Linked DNA regions of Homo sapiens: region 1 is linked to region 2. The links are chromatin loops, found by intact Hi-C in ENCODE. Cell type or tissue: ascending aorta. All regions are shown on one strand.

Region 1 (8,000 bases), 71 kb after region 2:
CATAACGAAATGAAGGCAGAAATAAAGATGTTCTTTGAAACCAACAAGAACAAAGACACAACATACCAAAATCTCTGGGACGCATTCAAAGCAGTGTGTAGCGGGAAATTTGTAGCACTAAATGCCCACAAGAGAAAGCAGGAAAGATCCAAAATTGAGACCCTAACATCACAATTAAAAGAACTAGAAAAGCAAGAGCAAACATATTCAAAAGCTAACAGAAGGCAAGAAATAACTAAAATCAGAGCAGAACTGAAGGAAATAGAGACACAAAAAACCCTTCAAAAAATTAACAAATCCAGGAGCTGGTTTTTTGAAAGGATCAACAAAATTGATAGACTGCTAGCAAGTCGAATAAAAAAGAGAAGAATCAAATAGACACAATAAAAAATAATAAAGGGGATATCACCACCGATCCCACAGAAATACAAACTACCATCAGAGAATACTACAAACACCTCTATGCAAATAAACTAGAAAATCTAGAAGAAATGGATAAATTCCTCGACACATACACTCTCCAAAGACTAAACTAGGAAGAAGTTGCATCTCTGAATAGACCAATAACAGGATCTGAAATTGTGGCAATAATGAATAGCTTACCAACCAAAAAGAGTCCAGGACCAGATGGATTCACAGCCGAATTCTACCAGAGGTCCAAGGAGGAACTGGTGCCATTCTTCTGAAACTATTCCAATCAATAGAAAAAGAGGGAATCCTCCCTAACTCGTTTTATGAGGCCAGCATCATCCTGATACCAAAGCCGGGCAGAGACACAACGAAAAAAGAGAAGTTTAGACCAATATCCTTGATGAACATTAATGCAAAAATCCTCAATAAAATACTGGCTAACCGAATCCAGCAGCACATCAAAAAGCTTATCCACCATGATCAAGTGGGCTTCATCACTGGGATGCAAGGCTGGTTCAATATACGCAAATCAATAAATGTAATCCAGCATATAAACAGAACCAAAGACAAAAACCACATGATTATCTCAATAGATGCAGAAAAGGCCTTTGACAAAATTCAACAACCCTTCATGCTAAAAACTCTCAATAAATTAGGTATTGATGGGACATATCTCAAAATAATAAGAGCTATCTATGACAAACCCACAGCCAATATCATACTGAATGGGCAAAAACTGGAAGCATTCCCTTTGAAAACTGGCACAAGACAGGGATGCCCTCTCTCACCACTCCTATTCAACATAGTGTTGGAAGTTCTGGCCAGGGCAATGAGGCAGGAGAAGGAAATAAAGGATATTCAATTAGGAAAAGAGGAAGTCAAATTGTCCCTGTTTGCAGATGACATGATTGTATATCTAGAAAACCCCATCATCTCAGCCCAAAATCTCCTCAAGCTGATAAGCAACTTCAGCAAAGTCTCAGGATATAAAATCAATGTGCAAAAATCGCAAGCATTCTTATACACCAATTACAGACAAACAGAGAGCCAAATCATGATTGAACTCCCATTCACAATTGCTTCAAAGGGAATAAAATACCTAGGAATCCAACTTACAAGGGATGTGAAGGACCTCTTCAAGAAGAACTACAAACAACTGCTCAAGGAAATAAAAGAGGATACAAACAAATGGAAGAACATTCCATGCTCGTGGATAGGAAGAATCAATATCGTGAGAATGGCCATACTGCCCAAGGTAATTTACAGATTCAATGCCATCCCCATCAAGCTATCAATGACTTTCTTCATAGAATTGGAAAAAGCTACTTTAAAGTTCATATGGAACCAAAAAAGAGCCCACATTGCCAAGTCAATCCTGAGCCAAAAGAACAAAGCTGGAGGCATCATACTACCTGACTTCAAACTATACTACAAGGCTACAGTAACCAAAACAGCATGGTACTGGTACCAAAACAGAGATATAGATCAATGGAACAGAACAGAGCCCTCAGAAATAATGCCGCAAATCTACAACTATGTGATCTTTGACAAACCTGACAAAAACAAGCAATGGGGAAAGGATTCCCTATTTAATAAATGGTGCTGGGAAAACTGGCTAGCCATATGGAGAAAACTGAAACTGGATCCCTTCCTTACACCTTATACGAAAATCAATTCGAGATGGATAAGAGACTTAAACATTAGACCTAAAAACGTAAAAACCCTAGAAGAAAACCTAGGCATTACCACTCAGGACATAGGCATGGGCAAGGACTTCATGTCTAAAACACCAAAAGCAATGGCAACCAAAGCCAAAATTGACAAATGGGGTCCAATTAAACTAAAGAGCTTCTGCACAGCAAAAGAAACTACCATCAGAATGAACAGGCAACCTACAAAATTGGAGAAAATTTTCGCAACCTACTCCTCTGACAAAGGGCTAATATCCAGAATCTACAATGAACTCCAACAAATGTACAAGAAAAAAACAACCCCATCAAAAAGTGGGCAAAGGACATGAACAGACACTTCTCAAAAGAAGACATTTATGCAGCCAAAAAACACATGAAAAAATGCTCACCATCACTGGCCATCAGAGAAATGCAAATCAAAACCACAATGAGATCACCATCTCACACCAGTTAGAATGGCAATCATTAAAAAGTCAGGAAACAACAGGTGCTGGAGTGGATGTGGAGAAATAGGAACACTTTTACACTGTTGGTGGGACTGTAAACTAGTTCAACCCTTGTGGAAGTCAGTGTGGCGATTCCTCAGGGATCTAGAAGTAGAAATACCATTTGACCCAGCCATCCCATTACTGGGTATATACCCAAAGGACTATAAGTCATGCTGCTATAAAGACACATGCACACGTATGTTTATTGCGGCATTGTTCACAATAGCAAAGACTTGGAACCAACCCAAATGTCCAACAATGATAGACTGGATTAAGAAAATGTGGCACATATACACCATGGAATACTATGCAGCCATAAAAAATGATGAGTTCATGTCCTTTGTAGGGACATGGATGAAAGTGGAAATTATCATTCTCAGTAAACTATCACAAGAACAAAAAGTCAAACACCGCATATTCTCACTCATAGGTGGGAATTGAACAATGAGATCACATGGACACAGGAAGGGGAACATCACACTCTGGGGACTGTTTTGGGGTGGGGGGAAGGGGGAAGGATAGCATTGGGAGATATACCTAATGCTAGATGACGAGTTAGTGGGTGCAGCGCACCAGCATGGCACATGTATACATATGTAACTATCCTGCACAATGTGCACATGTACCCTAAAACTCAAAGTATAATAATAATAAATTAAAAAGAAAAAAGAGAATACTCATGCACAATACAATACCACAATACAATACCTTTCGGACTTGTAAATGTATGAAAAAGAATGAATAATATTTCTAGAAGGATGCAGGTCAATATCATGATTATTCTTCTCTTTAAAATAGAGTTTCTCAACCTGAGTGCTATTAACATTTAGGACTAGATAATTCCTTGTTGCAGGCTCTCCTTGCATTGCTGGATGATTGGCAACATCCCTGCCCTCTACCCACTAGATGACAATAGCACCCCCAAAACTGTCCTGGTTGAGAACCACTGCTCTCTGCAAAAAGAGAAGATAATGTGTGAAGATGGTTAACATTAGTTTTTAAATCTACATTTGTAATATTTTTGTTCTTAAAAAATATTGTAAGAAAACATATGTCAGTTGTTCATTTGAGTGATAAAAATATAAGGGTTTGCTGTTTTGTTGAGTCTCATACATTTATAAAATAAAAACTACCATCTATGAGCACTATAATTTTGTGTATTAAAAGGGTAATTTTTAAATCAAACCAGCAGGAAGGCTAGACTAAGATGAGGTGTTGTGGGCTGAGAAAGACATGTTGAAGTCTTAACACCTGGTACCTGTGAATGTGACTTTATTTGAATACAGGGTCTTTACAGATGTCATCAAGTCAAGATGAGGTCATACTGTAGTAGGCCGTACTGCAAATCTAATCCCTAGTGTCCTTAGAGAGATAGAGAGATGTGGACACAGAGACACAGGGAAGACAACCATGTGATGATGGAAGTGGCCACTGGAGTGAGGCCACTACAAGCCAAGGAACGCCAAGGATTGCCGGTAACACCAGAAGCCGGGAAGAGGCGAGGAAGGAATCTTCCCTAGAGACTTCAGAGGGACCGTGGCCCTGCCAACACCCTGGTTTCAGACTTCTGGCCTCCAGAACTATGAGCTAATAAATTTTTGTTGTCTTAAGCCACCCAGTTGCTGGTACTTTGTTAGAGCTGTCCCAGGAAACTATTGCATAAAGCTATGCTCCTTTTCCAACTCGCTGCATTGCTGGGAAGGTCTTCATTCTCCTACCAACCAGTGAAAACATTGTCTCAAGCCAACTTGCCTTTGCCAGCCACAGGGAAGCTCAGGGGCTCTGGCCAGCTAGAGAACAAGGAACCCTGTAGCTTCCCCACTGCTGTGTTGTGTAGTGGTAGAACAAGATGGGAAAACAGCAGCATTCACAGCAGAGCTGACACTGATTCTGCGAGCTTTGCCAAGTGGTACCTCAGTTTACTCATCTGAGCAATGGAACAAAAAGAACAAACCACAGAGACATCTGGAGGACAAAATGAGATCATGTATATGAAAAGGACTTACAAATGCAAACTATCATTGGCACCAAGCTGTCATTTCACACCTGGACCAAAGAAAAGACAATTAGCCCCAGAAAAGACAATTAACTTGATACCTTTAGGAAGAAAAAAAAAATCTGTCTTTGAATATAATTACTTTTATACTTGCTTGGGAAATCTCTATCCAGTCTCAAGAGGGTTAAAAATGAGGAAGGGAGACAGATACACACTGAAAAATGACAGCAAAAATAAAACCAATTAAAGTTTTTATACCATGGTCCCTAAAAAAAAAAAAAAAAAAAATGACTGTAATGTGATGGTCAGTGTATTCTTACTCTGATTCGGGAAATCAAAAGTAGAAAGCAACAGCAGGTGGGCCTATCAAAGATTTGGCCATCTCTCTACTTCATTGTCAGCCTCTTAACTCTATCTTCACTTACTCAATTTGGTTTTGTCATGATTTTTAAATGTAGCCAATGGTTCAAGATTTTTCCAGTGAACAGACATCTGTATAAATGCTTCCTTGAAGTCAATAAAGAAGAAAATTGTGAAGACTTTAAATTAATGATAATTTAGTTTTTAAGTACCCACAAATAAATTTTTGAAACATTATCTTTACTTGAAAGTTAGATGTCATCCAGGAAAATCACTCAATAATAATTATGGCAAACCGTTAACCCCTCATTTGGTTAGCTTAAGATAAGTAATGCCATTATTATTTCAGAATTGTTTCATGACTTTCAGTTTAGTTAAGAAAATAAAAAGGAGCATTTCTCATATTTTAAAAAATGAGACTAAGAAAGGAATAAAGAAATGTAACTATTGGAAAATATCAAAGTGTATCATTTTTAAAGCCTTTGGTGGCACTGAAGATATGATTATTAGTAATTGTTAGATAGGGTTTTACTCATTCAAAATAGAAGACTAGCAAGCATGTAACTAACAGAGTTTTTAAAAACTTTACTTTGTCTGTGGAATACTCTGAAAGTTTGGCCATTTTGAGGCACAAGGTTTATTGATAGAGCTCTTTCTATAATTTCCCAGCATACCTGCCTCACTGTTATCTTCCTTCCATTTTTCACTCTCTTTTTCTTCTCAGTGCCATCCTGCCTAGGCTCCCATCATCTGCATCTGATGCCTTTCCTTTCTTTCTTTGCTAGTCTCCTTTGCAGTGGGACATGGCTAAGCTCTGTAGAGCTGCCCAAAAACTCATTGTCCCATCCTGTAGCCAGTAAAACATACCTCCAAAGTATCACAGGGTAATTCTACTCTCCCTTCCAAATTAAGCCCACCAGAAATATTAGTGAAAGGACATTAAAAATGTAACAGGTGACATGTTTAGCTAACATGGATCTGGAGAAATAGGAAGCAGTAGAATTAAATGTTTCACTTTTAGGTTTAATTGTATTTGTTCTTGGGTTTTGTTTTATGCTGAGTTTTAAATATATTCTCCAAATAAAAACATTATTTTTTCTAACCAAAAAAAAAGAAAACATATATCCACACAAAACTTTGTACACAAATGTTATACTGGCTTTATTCATAGTAGCTAAAAGGTAGGAAAAATCCAGATGCCTTTAACAAGTAAATGAATAAGCAAATTACAGTACATTTATACCATGGAATATTACTCAGGAACAAATAGGAGTAAGCTATACATAGATGCAAGTTGGACAATTCTCAAAGGCATTATACTGAATGAAAAAAAGCCAGTCTCAAAATGTTGCATAGAATAATATTCCATTTATAGATCCTTCTCAAAAAGACAAAATTAAAGTGTCGAAAAACAGATTAGTGGGTCTCAGGAGTTAAGGGTGGTGATAGGATATGACTACAAAGTAATAGCATGAGGGAGTATTTTGGATACTGTAGCTGTCTTTTGTCATGATTATGATAGTGTTATATGAGCCTATGCCTGTGTAAAAATTCATGGAACTGTAGACCAAAAATACCATTTTGCTTTATTATAAAAACTGAATTTAAAATAAATTTAATATAAAAATACTAACCATGTAGTTAATTAAGTATGGATGCAAATCACTCAAAATAGTGGAATGGAGCTATATAGTGAACCTTAAGTATTCAGCAGAGGAATTGGGGATTTGTTCATCAAGTAGTGGTGAGGAAATGAACATTTAAGTTGAGCAGTGAAAAGTCTATTGGGAGTTGATTTATACAAATACCACTTTGAAAAGAATGGACGACAGATGGAAAGAAGTGAAACAGAAAACGGGAAATATTCTGTATGAGAGATAATAAACCTCTAAAAGGAAAAGGAGAGCAAGAAGAGAAAAGGTTTGGTGAGGTCTAGATTTGTTACATGTTATGATAAAATCTACAGGAATTCCTCACTGATTTCACTGGCAGGAAAAAAATGCTTTGTTAGTAAATTCTTTATTTGAAAGGACCCTTCCTTCCTTCGCTTTGACTAAGAGCCCAACTTTATAAAATTCTAGAACAGCGGGACTTTGTGTATACATTTGCTAGGCAACACTCTATCTTGTGTCAGAATGGAAGTTCTGGAATGCAGATCCTGGGACACAACTAGCCATGCCAAAGAATGCAGACTCCTCACCACCTGACTGTTCTGTGAGTGCTGGCTCTATCCCCAGATTCTCACAGTAATAATAGCTGAAACTTACTGACTGCTTACCATGTGCTAGGCACTGCTTTTTTTTTATTATACTTTAAGTTTTAAGGTACATGTGCACAACATACAGGTTTGTTACATATACATACGTGTGCCATGTTGGTGTGCTGCACCCATTAACTCTTCATTTAACATTAGGTATATCTCCTAATGCTATCCCTCCCCCCTACCCCCCGACAACAGGGCCCAGCGTGTGATGTTCCCCTTCCTGTGTCCATGTGTTCTCATTGTTCAATTCCGACCTATAAGTGAGAACATGCAGTGTTTTGTTTTTCGTCCTTGTGGTAGTTTGCTGAGAATGATGGTTTCCAGCTTCATCCATCTCCCTACAAAGGACGTGAACTCATCCTGTTTTATGGCTGCATAGTATTCCATGGTGTATATGTGCCACATTTTCTTAATCCAGTCTATCATTGTTGGTCATTTGGGTTGGTTCCAAGTCTTTACTATTGTGAATAGTGCTGCAATAAACACACGTGTGCATGTTTCTTTATAGCAGCATGTTTTATAATCCTTTGTGTATATACCCAGTAATGGGATGGCTGGGTCAAATGGTATTTCTAGTTCTAGATCCCCTATGAATCGCCACACTGACTTCCACAATGGTTGAACCAAGTTTACAGTCCCACCAACAGTGTAAAAGTGTTACTACTTCTCCATATCCTCTCTAGCACCTATTGTTTCCTGACTTTTTAATGATCACCATTCTAACTGGTGTGAGATGGTATCTCATTGTGGTTTTGATTTGCAATTCTCTGATGGCCAGTGATGATGAGCAT
Region 2 (8,000 bases):
TTAATGGATGAATGGATAACAAACTGGTATATATATATATATATATATATATATATATATATATACACACACACACACACACACACACACACACACACACACACAATAGACTATTATTCAGCCATTAAAAGGGATAAATTACTGTTACATAATATAATGTGGACCAATTTCAAAAACATTTTGTTAATTGGAAGAAGTCAGACACAAAAGAACACATATTTTATGATTCTATTTATATGGAACATCCATAATAGGTAAATCCATAGAGACAGAATGCAGATTAATAATTGGCTAGGACTTGGGGGAAGAGGGAACAGGGAGTGACTGCTTAATGCTTATGAGGTTTCTTTATGGGATAACAAAAACATTTTGGAACTACATAGAGGTGATGGCTGCACAACATTGTGAGTGCTAAATGGCACTGAGGCGAACACTTAAAAATGGTTAATTTTATGTTATATAAATTTCACCCCAATAAAATGGATACTGTTACTTTCCCTCCTCTCTAAAAAGCTAAGCTTCTTATTTTCCTGGGTCAGGAAGAATCCTTTATTTCTTTACTAATCACAAGTTACTATCTAATGAGCTCTTATAATGTGTTGTGAACTGTGATGCATGCTTTTCAGGCATCATGTTATTTGAGCCTCACAGCAGTAATACCTGGCATATACTGAGTGCTAAGCAACCATTTGTCATATGGATGAACAACTGTAGAAGCAAGGTACATGTGAGACAACTGAGGTTGAGAGAGTGAAGTTACTTGCCCCAGGTCTCCAGGCTAGTAAATGGCAGAATTCAAACTCTAAGAATTAAAGGACAAAAACATCTCTTTTGGTTTCAGCTCTAATGTAACGTTAGGGAGAAAGACATCAGGTTTTATCCCTGGAAAGAAGTTAGGTCCTTAATGTTACTTTTTGAGACATATTGAAATGCAAATTTGTTAATTTATTTGTGTTGGAAAAGGTATGGCCTTGGTATCAGGCAGCCTGGATTTCCAACTCTTCACTATTACTAAATGTGTGGCCTTAGGAAAATTTGATTTAACCTTTCCAAAACCCAGGTTGCTAATTTGTTACAAGATTGTTAAACTGATGATGGCAGGAGGGACTGGTTCAGCCAGAGTTGAAAGTCAAAGCTGCCTTATTCTCCTGACTTTTAAATAATGGGAACTGATGCAAAATGTTAAGAAAACACTGTGCAGGCCAGGCAAAATATATCTGAAGGCTACATCTGGCTTGTATGTCACAAAGTTTTTACCTCTGCATTAGTTTAGAGGAGACTGTGGCAACATACTGCCTGGGTTTTAAGTTTGGCCATTTACTAGCTCTGTGACCTTAGGTAAGCTACTTATTCTGTCTGTTCCTCAGTTTACAAACAAGTAATGATAGTATATACATTGGAAAGTTGTTATAAAGATTAAGTGTCTGTGTGTGTAGTCACCTAGAAATAGTACTTGGCATGTAGCAGTGTGGTGCAAGTATGTTAACTAAAACAAACAAATAAGTCCTACGCTTCCTTTCATCTGTTAATATTACATGACTAAAGAAGAACTTATAGAAGGCCAATTATTTGCAGTAACTTGGTCTTTACCTTGGTTTGCTCATCTGTGCCTCAGTTTACACATTTGTACAATGGAAACAGTAATGGTACCTGCCTCATATAGTTATTGTGATGATTAAATGAATTAATATATAGTTAATCTATCTACAGAACTTAGAACATTTTCTGGCACAGAGTAAGCAATACATAAGTGTTAGTCATTATCATCATTAATTTTTAAAATATATCTTGGTGAAGCTCATATGAGTCAATACTGAAAAACTCCAAAATAAGTTGTTTACAATATGGCATTGATCCTAGGAGCAATGTCCATACCATAATAATGGTGCTGAACTTTTGACCCTTCAATCAATCATTCAAAAAGCCAAAGTAGTAAGGTCTGAGAATAGAAAAGCTTCCCAGTCATTGCATAGTCTACTTAATGCATCCCAATACTGGATTGAGATACAAAAGAAAACTAGGCTAACTTGTATCTATGAAGGCAACTAATGACATTTATTTTAAGAGCTCTTTCTGCATTTTCCATAATATCTCTAAGGAAGAGGTAAAAAAAATTCCAATTGTGATTCAGAGAGGTAATTAGAATTAGAATATAGGAAATTATAGAATTAGAATATAGAAAGTTCTATATTGGAAAAGAGGATCATCTCCTGCCTCCCTAGTTTATCCCAGTCTACCTGGGGTAGACTATTGCTTTGCAAATATGTAACAGAAGAAAATTACAAATGGAGTCAGGTCCCGGAGTTCAAAAAAGCAGCATCCTTACCATCATTTTTAAGGTGAGAAGAGTTTGGTATGAAAAAATAAAGAAGTCTCAGAAGGACTTGGGAGTGAGGGGATGTCCAATGGGTCAGGAGTCCTACTGTGAGAGGAGTATAAACATATTGGAGCCCCAAACTAGATGAATAGGGAACATTGTAGGCCACAAGTTTAAGGGTGCTGGCGATGGAATTACAGTGTCGAAGTGACAAGACTGACAAGTATTAGTGGAATCTCTTTTGAGAGGAGACAGGGATTCTTCAATGTGAGAAGACAGGGACAAGGGGAGATTTTACTGTGAGAAAAGCAGGGACCCTATTGTAACAAGACAGGATATAATATGAAAACGCCATTGTGAGTTGATGAGAGCATTGCAAGGCCAATAATAATAAGAATGGGGAACGGGGGGAATTAAAGTGGAAAGTGGGAATAATATAAGGGAGAGACTTGGGGTTTGTGTCGGGAAATATTGTAGAATTCTGAGTTTGAATGCACAAGCTATACTGTGAGAACCATTTTGCAAATAAGGAGGATATAGAGTGCTCCTTAGTGTGACAGGACAGGGTAAAAAAAGATCATAGAATTATAAAAGGGGTAGTCTAATGAGAGGGAATGAGAAATGATATGCCCATTGGGAGGAGTAGAAAATATTAGAAACCCCAGTAAGAAAGAATGGGGTTTCCCCAGTTTGAGAAGATGGGACAAGTGCAATCCAATGAGAAGTAAGAAGAAATAATAATAAGAAATCCCAAAGGAAGTGGATGGCAGAATGTGGGGCTAAAAGTGAAAGAACACTGTGGGAGGTGGGGAGTGGGTTTCCTAAAAAAGATAACGAGGAATAATGATTAGAAAAGTAGCGGCCCTTTGATGGAATAGGAGATAAATTACGGAAACCCTTGTGGGAGGGTAAAAGAGGTGACTCTAGTGGGAGAAGGCACTATCATCATGTGACAATAGCAGGGTCACCAGTATAAGGTGTCAGAAAATAATGTGGGGCTCCTAATGGGAAGGAGTCGAATGCTCCTCAAAGCAAGAAGGCAGGAGACTGGAGGGAACTCCAGTATAATATAATCAGGGCCTCTCATGTGAGAGAGGATGTATTATAGAATACCAATCCCATTAAAGAAAATGATTAAATGGGGGGAGCCCACAGGGAAAGAGAATGGAGGGCTTACCACTGTGTGAAAACGGAAGATCTTAATGGAGTAGAATAGGGTGCACTGTGGGATCACAAGTGGACAAAGATATGAAGCACTTCAGCCAGTGTGAGAGGATCACGGGAAAACGATAGATTCCAGTGTGTGAAAAAGGAGAGCTAGTAAGAGAGTAGAGGAAATATTTTGGAACTCTCAGTAGGAAATCCCTAGTAGGAAATCCTAGTAGGATTCTAGTAGGAGGGAAAATGGTGGGGCTCCTAGTTGGATGCATTGGTGAGATTCCTAGTGTGAGCAAACAGTTTAAAGACACAGGGTATGTTGTTTCCTCAACTTGGTACAGTAGGGGCTCCCAGAAGGAGAGCACAAGGTGCAGATGGTTGCCCTGTATGAGAAAAGGGAGCCCTCGTGGGAAGAGCCAGGACATTATTGTGGGTAGGGCAAAGAAATAAGAAACCCTAGGTGGGAGACGATGGAGACACGGCGGGACCCTGGTGGGAGGGCGCAGGAAATATTGTGGGAAGCCAGAGGCTGGGGACAAGGAACTCTCCAGGGAGAGAAAGGAAAACCGCAGAGAGAAGGCTTGAGAACACAAGGGACACCAGTGTGAAGGTAGGGCAAACGATTATATTGGAGTATAATTTCCCCACCTTAGGTGCCCAGCCCCACTTACCCAGGCAGAGTTCAAAGACGTAGGCATAGTAGGACCAGAGCACGACGAGGACAATAACGAGCACTGGCACCCAGGACAGTACCCGGCGGCAGCACCGCAGCCCCCCAGACAGAGCCATCTTCCAGCCTCGCCGCATCTTTGGCTCGAAGATCGACCAAGCAGGCCTGCTGGCGCCGGGTCGGAACCGCTAGGGTGGCGGCTGCGAGGCTGGAAGGCGCGCTGTGCGGCACTCCACTGTCTAGCCTGGCGGGAACCCTCTCGCGGAGCCTTCGCCACCTGTGGGGCTGCGCTGCTGAGTGCGCCCTGCCTGGCACAACAGGCTTGAGTCACGGCGTTGAGGAACTAGCCATGTTGGAGCGGAAGGGTGATCCGTCAGGCAGTCGGAGCTAGCACGCTCAGAGGGAGTGCAGTCCCTCCCCTTTCTGCCTCCTCCCCACCCTGTTTCAAGGCTGGATGCAGGGCTAGACCTCCGCAAAATCGTGAAGCCGAAGAAATTTGGGTCCGCCCATCTGCTCTTACTGCACTGCGTCCGCCCTCTTTGTTTCTGTCTCAGTCTCTCTGTCTCCCTTCGTTCTCTTTCTCTCCCCCTGCTACCCCCCCCCACAGTTACACACACACACACACACACACACACACACACACACACACACACGCAGTGTGAAAGATGCGAGCCATAGCATCTCGTAACATGAAGGCCATCCAGCTCCATCCTCCCACTGCTGCTTGAACAATATGCTTAACACGTAGTGCCGCAGTCGCTGCTTGGGTAAGTCCTTTGACAGGGCACTCCCTCCTTCCCTTTTCCCTCCCCGCAGAATCAGCTTAGTATGTTTTTAGAACAAACACATTGGTATAAAAAAACAAATGAGGGAGACTGATTCTGAGAGGGGTCAGGGAAAGCTACAAAGGTAGCGATATTTAAGCTGAGCTATATTAATAAATTCAGGTTTTCCAGGCAGATGAGAGGAGGAGGACCTTTTAGACAGAGGAAACAGCATTTACAAAGTCATAGAGTAATGAAAGTCCAAAAATGTTCCAGGAGCAGCTAGTGTGGCTTGAAGAGTGTTTGTGAAGAAGAGAGGCTAAGAATGAGACTGGGAGTATGAGGCCATGGTGTGAAGGCTCTTATATGTCCTAGCATGGCATGGGGACATAATCATGTAAAGCAGATTATGAAGAGCCATCAAAGGTTTGGGGGAAATGGAGTGACATCAGGGATATGTTTTTGTGAAATAACTGGCAGGATTTTGGAAAGGAAGATGGCCTTGAAGTAGGAAGATCAATTAGGAGGTAATTTAATTCAACAAATGTTTTTGGAGTGGTTGCTTCCTGTTAGATCAACTTTGGTACAAAAAGAATGACAAAATAGTGGGCCTGACCCCAAGAAGCTCATGTTCTCATTGGGGCTGTAGTTGTTCATTGACACAAGTACAATAATAGAAGTACAGCAGGCTCTTGGCATTTATGGATTTGACACTCACTGTTTTTCCCAAAGGTCTTTTACATGGAGAAATTTGTGATTTTGCTGAGATGCATGTGTGATTCACATTCTGTGTGACTACTGTGTGGGAGCAAGTGTCTCTACGAGGTTGATCTCTGTTCTTTATTTATGGTTATATATGCAGTAAATTACCTGAAGTGATAAAAGATTTATTGTTTCTTTTCAGATTAAGCTAATTTTATGGTTGATGTTACTAAATTCATGATGCAATGAAATGCAGAGTTCATTTTAGTTACAATATTTAGTAGCCTAGTTAATTATTTGAGCCCTAAGTTTCTGACATGTATACTTAAATTTTCCAATATTCATAATTCGGGGCTTGTGGAACATGTATATTGGGATTGTCAAGGGTATACTATTTAAACCAAGTAGCCTTGAGGAGGCAATGATTAAGTGTGAAAGGGAAAGTCCCAGTTGGGTTTTGAATAATGACTAGGATTTCACCAGGAAGATAAGAGATGGGAGCAGGATTTAAGGGAGGAGGGGATTCCAGGCAAAAGGAAATATGTAGTGGCAAATGTATGCGAAACAGCACAACATACTTGGGGGACTGCAAGTAGCCCGCTTTTGCTGGAAGATATTAACAGTACTCTAACCAAGAGATGGTAAGAGCCTAGGCCTAAGCCAGGCTATGAAGGGAAGGAGAGGAGGGGAAAGATGTAATAGTGTTTGGGGAAATCAACAGAATTTGTCAACCAGTTGGCAGGTGAGGAGTGAGATAAGTTAAAGCTAACAGCCAGATTTCTAACTTCAATGCCTGAATGAACAATGTTGCCAATCACTATGATAGGGGCTATTGTGAGAAGAGCAGAGTTCGTGGGGGAAGTTGATAACTTTCACGTTTTGACATGATTAATTTTGCCTAAGTCTTCCTCTTCTAAGGTAGCCCGATCACTAATCAAATAGTCTGGGGCCGGGGGGCTTATGACAGGGATAGCTCACACCCAAAGGAGCATGGAGGGCCAAGAACCAGAGAGACAAACCATGTTCAAGTGTATACATCAAGGATTGGCAAACTATGCCTATGGGCCAAATATGGCCCACTGACTTTTTATGAATGAAGTTTTATTGGAACACATTCATGTCAATTTGTAGTCTATGGCTGTTTTGTACAATGCTGAGTTGGAGTAGTTGTGACATAGGTCATATAGCATGCAAAGCCTACATTTATTTAAATTTATTTTTAAAGACTTTATTTATTAGAGCAATGTTAGATTAACAGCAAAATTGAAAGGAAGGTTCAAAGATTTCCCATATAACCCCTACCACCACATGCATAGCCACCTCCATTATCAACATCCCCCACCAGAGTAGTACATTTGTTAGAATCTGTGAATCAGCATCAACATATATTTATCATCCAAAGTCCATAGTTTCTATTAGCATTCACTATTGGTGTTGTACAGTCTGTAGGTTTGGATGAATATATAATGACTTGTATCCACCATTACAATCTCATATAGAATATTTTTGCTGCCCTAAAACTCCTCTGTGTTCTACCTGTTCATCTCTCCCTCTCCACAACTCTTGGAAACTATTGATTTTTTTTGTTTTTTTTTACTGTTTCCATAGTTTGCCTCTTCCAGAATGTCATATAGTTGGAATGATACAGTATGTAACCTTTGCAGATTGGCTTCTTTCACTTAGTAATATGCATTTAAGATTCCTCCATGTCGTTTCATGGCTTGATAACTCATTTCTTATTAGTGTTGAATAATATTCCATTTTCTGGATGTACCACAGTTTATTTATACACTCACTCACTGAAAGACATCTTGGTTGCTTCCAAATTTTGGTTGTTATGAATAAAGCTGCTATAAACATCCATGTGCAAGTTTTTGTGTGGACGTAGGTTTTCACCTTATTTGGGTAAATACCAAGGACTGAGATTGTTGGATCATGTGGTAAGAGTATATTTAGTTTTGTAAGAAACTGCCAAAGTGTTTTCAAAAGTAGCTGTACTATTTTGTGTTTCCAGCAGAAATGACTGAGAGTTCCTGTTGCTCTACATCCTTGCTAGAATTTGGTGAGGCCAGTGTTCTGGATTTTGGCCATTGGAAAAGTCTGTAGTGGTATTTCATTGTTTTAATTTGCACATCTCTGATGACATATAGTGTGGAGCATCTTTTTGTATGTTTATTTGCCATCTATATATCTTCTTTGGTGAGGTGTCTGTTCAGGTCTTTAGCCCTTTTTTTGAGATGCTTGCTTTCTTATTGTTTAATTTTAAATAATTTTTGTGTATTTTAGATTACAGCTCTTTATCATGTGTCTTTTGCAAATATTTTCTTTCAGCATGTGGCCTTTTTATTCTCTTGATAGTGTCTTTAGCAGAGCAACTTTTTTATTTTAA

Evidence for each region. Peaks named below come from ENCODE experiments on the same cell type or tissue, not always from the same donor. Only the 100,000 strongest peaks of a DNase experiment are listed, where the experiment ranks them.
Region 1: it touches region 2 in a loop (6-fold over the local background); 7 of 110 quality-filtered maps call a loop at or near these places.

The regions. Positions count from the first base shown.
Region 1 is chrX:75,589,268-75,597,267 of GRCh38, forward strand. The region is part of intron 1 of LOC107985664 (a long non-coding RNA gene); the gene reads left to right. Among named protein-coding and RNA genes, the nearest start is that of ZDHHC15, 70 kb to the left of the region's middle. In ascending aorta, no CTCF peak of the experiment used is centred here; DNase peaks (open chromatin) are centred at 4,136 and 7,135; H3K27ac peaks cover 1,601 bases.
Region 2 is chrX:75,518,743-75,526,742 of GRCh38, forward strand. ZDHHC15 (zDHHC palmitoyltransferase 15) reads right to left here and starts at 4,295. Exons shown (of 12, transcript NM_144969.3): 1 at 4,147-4,295. The coding sequence starts at 4,282. LOC107985664 (a long non-coding RNA gene) reads left to right here and starts at 4,385. Exons shown (of 5, transcript XR_007068273.1): 1 at 4,385-4,912. RefSeq lists an enhancer at 4,508-4,587. In ascending aorta, a CTCF peak has its summit at 4,434; a DNase peak (open chromatin) is centred at 4,499; H3K4me3 peaks cover 1,962 bases; H3K27ac peaks cover 3,073 bases.